2 separate regions of the Homo sapiens genome follow, and region 1 is linked to region 2. The links are chromatin loops, found by intact Hi-C in ENCODE. Cell type or tissue: B cell. All regions are shown on one strand.

Region 1 (2,500 bases), 180 kb before region 2:
GCGCCTTAGATCCCGAGTCTGCAGCCCAGGGCAGAGTGCCAACTTCTCCTCATCCCTTCGTACGCCATAGAATGGAAAGACACTGGGGCTCCTCTGTTAGGAGCGTAGGAGGGACAGGCTGGACAAAAGGGCTCCCGAACAGCAGGTTCGGAGGAGAGCAACCCGGCCCTGACCCCCGCCCCCAACACCGTTCCCGACCTCGCTCCCCAATATCCCGGCTCTGCACCAATTCCTCCCGCAAGCCAAGGAACCCCGAGGCACTCCTAGTCTCTAAACCGTTTATTTCTCCCCACCAGAAGGTTGGGGTGGGCGGGCCTAGAACACAGCGTGCGGCGGGTTCCCGGGTGGAGCCAGCGCAGACAGCGTGGGTCCCTGCGGCTCTTAGGCGAAGGTGGAGTTGTTCCAGCCCACATTGGCCGCGTTCATGTCGTAATAGTTGATGTAGACCCTGCGGGGGGAGGAGGCCGGACTCAGCGGGTGGCTCAGTCCCGGGCCTGGCCGCGCGCCGCCGCCCCTCCCCCGCCCCTCCGCGACTCCGCGTACCTGTCCGGGCTGATGCGCAGGCGCTCGGCCAGCAGGCCGCACAGCAGCTTGCTGTAGGAGCGGTTCTGCGCGCCGCCGATCTTGCCGATGCTGTGCAGGCTGCAGAGCGCGCACGGCTCGCTGGAGCCGCCGAAGGCCATGAGCTGGTCCGGGACCACGTGCACCGCGATGTACTGCGAGGAAAGGGCGCGGTCAGCCCGCCCCAGCGACCTCGTCGGGCCCCGAACGTCCACTTCGGGCCCGAGCCACCGTCCTCCCCCCGCCCCGCCCCCCAGCTCCGTTCAGGAGTCGCCTCCCCAGCTCCCAGCGCGGAACCCCTCGTCCGGTGGGCACCCCCCTCTTCCTGTCCCCTCCCGGCAAACCTGGGGGGGCTTGCCGGTGGCCTGCGCCAGCTGCTGGGTGAGCTCGGAGAGGAACCCGTCCGGCACGGAGGCGCGGGGCACGTTGGTGTTTACGATGAACATCGGCATGATGGCAGAAGGACCAGGAGACCCGCGCAGAGGCACAGACGCACGCGCCGCGGCCGCCGCTGAGCTACGTGCCTGACTTCTCGGACACCACTGTGGTCCCGCCTTTTGTGACGCCACCGCCGGCGCCAGGCCCCGCCCCCGCGAGGCTGCGGCTCCGCCCCGAGTGGGGAAGTCACCGCCTGCCTCGGCTCGACCCCCGCAGGGCAGGACCCTGGGCGACTCCGCCCGTTCCTCCAGCAACCGCCGCTAAGCCCGGCGCACCGCTCCAACCTGTTCTCCACTTGGCGGCTAGAAATCGGCCTGTTCCGGCCTCGCCTCGGGTCTTTCTTAGTCCTTTCACTAAGTCACCGATGTTAGTCGCCAGGAGGCGCTGTGCCGGGGGTGGGGATGCGGCGGTGAACCCGGAAGATGGCCCCTTACCCTTCCAGAGATGAAGCCCAGTTCATTCCACTGCACGCACTGAGCCCCTGTACCTCCTGTCTTTGGGCCACATGTCCTCAAGGGCTCCAGTCCCGCATGCGTGAGCTTGTGTGTTTGAGATGGGGCGGGGTAGTCATCGCGGCAGGTGAGAGGGGAGCTGCCCCTGCGAATCACCATCCAGGGAACTTCCCTGAACCCCTGCTCTTTAAAGAGGATAGGATGCTGGGAGGCACCGAAGGGAAGGAGGCGAGGTCCAGAGCAGGTTCAGTGGTTCAAACGTGCTCAGCTCCCCTTCTCTGGGCCTCTGGGCAACTTCAGCTCCTCAGGGAAGCCACACCCTAGTCAGGTCCACCGTGTATGGCCTCTCATAGAGCCCTTGGTGAATTTCTTAAATGTCTTTTCCACTAATGGTAAACTCGGGGACCATCTAGCAGGTGCCAGGCATACAAGAGACATTGACTAATACTGCTGAATGAATGAATGAATGAATGGGTGAAAGAAGATAAGCCATGACATAGCAGGAAGAGGACAAGGCAGCAACTGGATCACAGGCCAGGTCCTCAGAGATTTCCAGGGAGGTCCTGTCCTTGGTCTCTGATAGGTGCAATCCATATACCAGTCTCAGTGAAGGCCATGTGATATAGGAAGGACACCCATGCCTGTGGGACCCTCGTGGCACCAGCCAGCCTCCAGCTGGGAGGCCCCATGGCCCATTTATACAAATAGCCTATGGGTATTGGTTCCTGCAGCTGGGCCCCAGACTCTTTCCCTCCTGGTGTCACACCTTCTCTTACCTGTGCCCAGGGCTCCCTAACTGATGGCACTCCATACCATGTCTCCAGCCAGGGGCACTCCCCTAAGTCCCAGGCGCTGACAGCAGCTGACTGAGTGTCCACTGCTCTGTAAAGTCCAAATGTATGACTTGTCCTCCTACACCTCATCACCTGCCAGTAAAATATGCTTCCTTTCACTATCCCTTTATTCCCACTTCTCTCCATTCCCTGAACTACCGCCTAGTCTACACTACCTGCATCCCCTTTGGCCTGGACCACTGTGACTTCCCTATG
Region 2 (2,500 bases):
GAGTGCAGTAGCTCAATCTCGTTCACTGCAACCTCCACCTCCCAGGTTCAAAAGATTCTCCTGCCTCAGCCTCCTGAGTAGCTGGGATTACAGGCGCTCACCATCACACCCAGCTAATTTTTGTATTTTTAGTACAGACATGTTTTTACCATGTTGGCCAGGCGGATCTTGAACTCCTGAGCTCAGGTGATCCACCTGGCTCAGCCTCCCAAAGTGCTGGGATTACAGGCATGAACCACCATGCCCGGCCCCGGCCTGCTTTTTAATAAACTTTTACTCCTACTCTGCAACTTGCCTCTGTCTGGTTTCTGCCTTATGACCCTCGGTCAAATTCTTTCTTCTGAGGCGGCAAGAATTGAGGTTGCTACAGATGTGTATGGATTCACCACTGGGAAGTTGGATACCTTCCACCGGTAACTGGTCGAGGATGTTAGGTGAAAATGTTATGGAAGCTGCATGGTTTTTACAAATCATGTAGTGGTTCTCATGTCCAGCCATAGCCACTGCACCTGTGTGAAAGTCCCCTCAATAAACCTTTGTCTTTTTTACTGTCTCCAGATCTCTTCCTCTACCCTTCCACACGGTGCCTTCCCTACTGGAGTAAAGTGGGGTCCCGCAGGGCACCCTCTCTGTGCAATGTTTTTTTTTTTTTTTTTTTTGAGATAGATTCTTGTTGTGTTGCCCAGGCTGGAGTGCAGTGGTGTAACCTCGGCTCATTGCAACCTTCGTCTCCTGGGTTCAAGCGATTCTCCAGCCTCAGCCTCCCAAGTAGCTGGGATCACAGGTGCCTGCTACCATGCCTGGCTTTTTTTTTTTTTTTTTTTTTTTTTTTTTAGTATTTTTAGTAGAGATGGGGTTTTGCCATGTTGGCCAGGCTGGTCTCGAACTCCTGGCCTCAAATGATCTGCCCACCTCAGCCTCCCAAAGTGCTGGGATTACAGGCGTGAGCCACTGCACTTGGCCTCTCTCCCTGCATCTTCATGTGTCTTCAACGCCAAGAGGGAGCTTCTGGCCCCTCGGTTAGGGTCGAGGTCCCAGAGGCCCAGGGTCAGGGCTACCGCCGCCTCCCAAGGACGTGCATGCCTGCAAGAGGCTGCATCCAGCAGTCATGGAAGAGGCTCCACTGGGGCCTGCTCTAGTTCCTGCTGGGGAAAGCAAGTGGAGGTGCCCCTTGAAGAAACGGGGATCCCACCAATCTCAGGGGTTCTGTCCTGGCCTGTGGCCCTGGATCATCCAGCACAGAGCAGACGACGATGGGGAGCAGACGACGCCCTTCTTGGTTGGGGCTGAGGGTGGGGGTCCCGCTTCCCTAAAGGCCTAGCCCAGGGTTCCAGCCACAGGCGCCGCCCCGCCCCTCCAGGCCTGGCAATCGCCCTCAACAAAGATGGCGCGGACGACCTAAGTCGCGTCACGCTACCGGCGCGTCACGCGACCTTGCCGCAATGCTCCTCCCGCGCAGCTCTTATCCCCGTAGACTGCGGCCGAGACGGGGAGGGGGAAGCCTCGCCTGGGGGGCGGCAGTGGCCTGGGCGGCTCTCCGGCTGCTGTTGTATGGCTGCACGTTGGCGCTACCGGACGGGATGCTGTATCCCCGAGAGAGCCCGTCGTGGCAGCGCAAGCAGCTGGACGGCCTCTGAAGCTTCCGCGCCGACTTCTCCGACAACCGACGCCGGGGCTTCGAGGAGCAGAGGTACCGGCGACCGCTGTCGGAGGCGCGGACTCGGGGCAGGGCCAGGAGTCGCCCGGAAGCCCGGCGGTGGGAATGGGGTAAGCCCCGGCGCCCTGCAGCCTCCTTCACCGTAGTGCCCCGGAGCTGGGGGCCCGGAGGAGGTTAAAGGTCAACGGGCTTGGGGGCGCGGGATTGGAGAACGGGAGTACCTGGGGGACCCGCGAGGGCCGGAGCGGTGGAGGCGGGAGGAGGAAGAAGCGCTCCTGTCGAGTCCCGTTCCTAGGCGAAGGCTGAGCCCGGGCAGTGTCCTTCTTTCTAATGTTTAATTTTAATTTTTGAAATGCTTTTGAGACCGGGTTTGGCCCTGCTGCCCAGGTGGGAGCGGAGTGGTGCAATCCTAACTTCTGAGCTCAAGCGATTCTCCCGCCCCAGCCTTGCAAGTTACCTGGGACCACCATGCCTGGCTAATTTAAACAAACAAACAAACAAACTTGGTCGGGCTCGTGGCTCACGTCTGTAATCCCAACACTTTGGGAGGCCGAGGCAGGCCGATCACCTGAGGCCAAGAATTCAAGACCAGCCTGGCCAACGTGGTGAAACCCCATCTCTACTAAAAATACAAAAATTAGCCAGGCGTGGTGGTGAGCACCTGTAATCCCAGCTACTTGGGAGGCTGAGGCAGGAGAATTGCTTGAACCAGGGAGGCGGAGGTTGCAGTGAGCCGAGAACACGCCGCTGCTCTCCAGCCTGTGAGACAGAGTGAGACTCCGTCTTAAAAACAAAATCAATTTTTTTTGTTTTTTTTGTTCGTATTTTTAAGATATAGGTCTC

The links. Hi-C counts contacts between places; a loop is a spot of excess contacts. Peaks named below come from ENCODE experiments on the same cell type or tissue, not always from the same donor. Only the 100,000 strongest peaks of a DNase experiment are listed, where the experiment ranks them.
Region 1: a loop joins it to region 2, with 22 times the contacts of the local background. A loop is called at or near these places in 2 of 110 quality-filtered maps.

The regions. Positions count from the first base shown.
Region 1 is chr22:23,892,988-23,895,487 of GRCh38, reverse strand. It overlaps MIF (macrophage migration inhibitory factor), which reads right to left and starts at 1,105. Exons shown (of 3, transcript NM_002415.2): 1 at 906-1,105; 2 at 544-716; 3 at 265-448. The coding sequence starts at 1,013. The coding sequence ends at 382. It overlaps MIF-AS1 (MIF antisense RNA 1), which reads left to right. Exons shown (of 3, transcript NR_038911.1): 3 at 1-1,778. RefSeq lists enhancers at 1-622, 623-1,430. In B cell, CTCF peaks have their summits at 1,148 and 1,349 (motif pointing right); DNase peaks (open chromatin) are centred at 547 and 1,167; H3K4me3 peaks cover 1,971 bases; H3K27ac peaks cover 2,006 bases.
Region 2 is chr22:23,716,298-23,718,797 of GRCh38, reverse strand. It overlaps the pseudogene GUSBP11. Among named protein-coding and RNA genes, the nearest start is that of RGL4, 27 kb to the right of the region's middle. RefSeq lists enhancers at 605-1,244, 1,295-1,454, 1,245-1,884. In B cell, no CTCF peak of the experiment used is centred here; a DNase peak (open chromatin) is centred at 1,457; H3K4me3 peaks cover 1,366 bases; H3K27ac peaks cover 954 bases.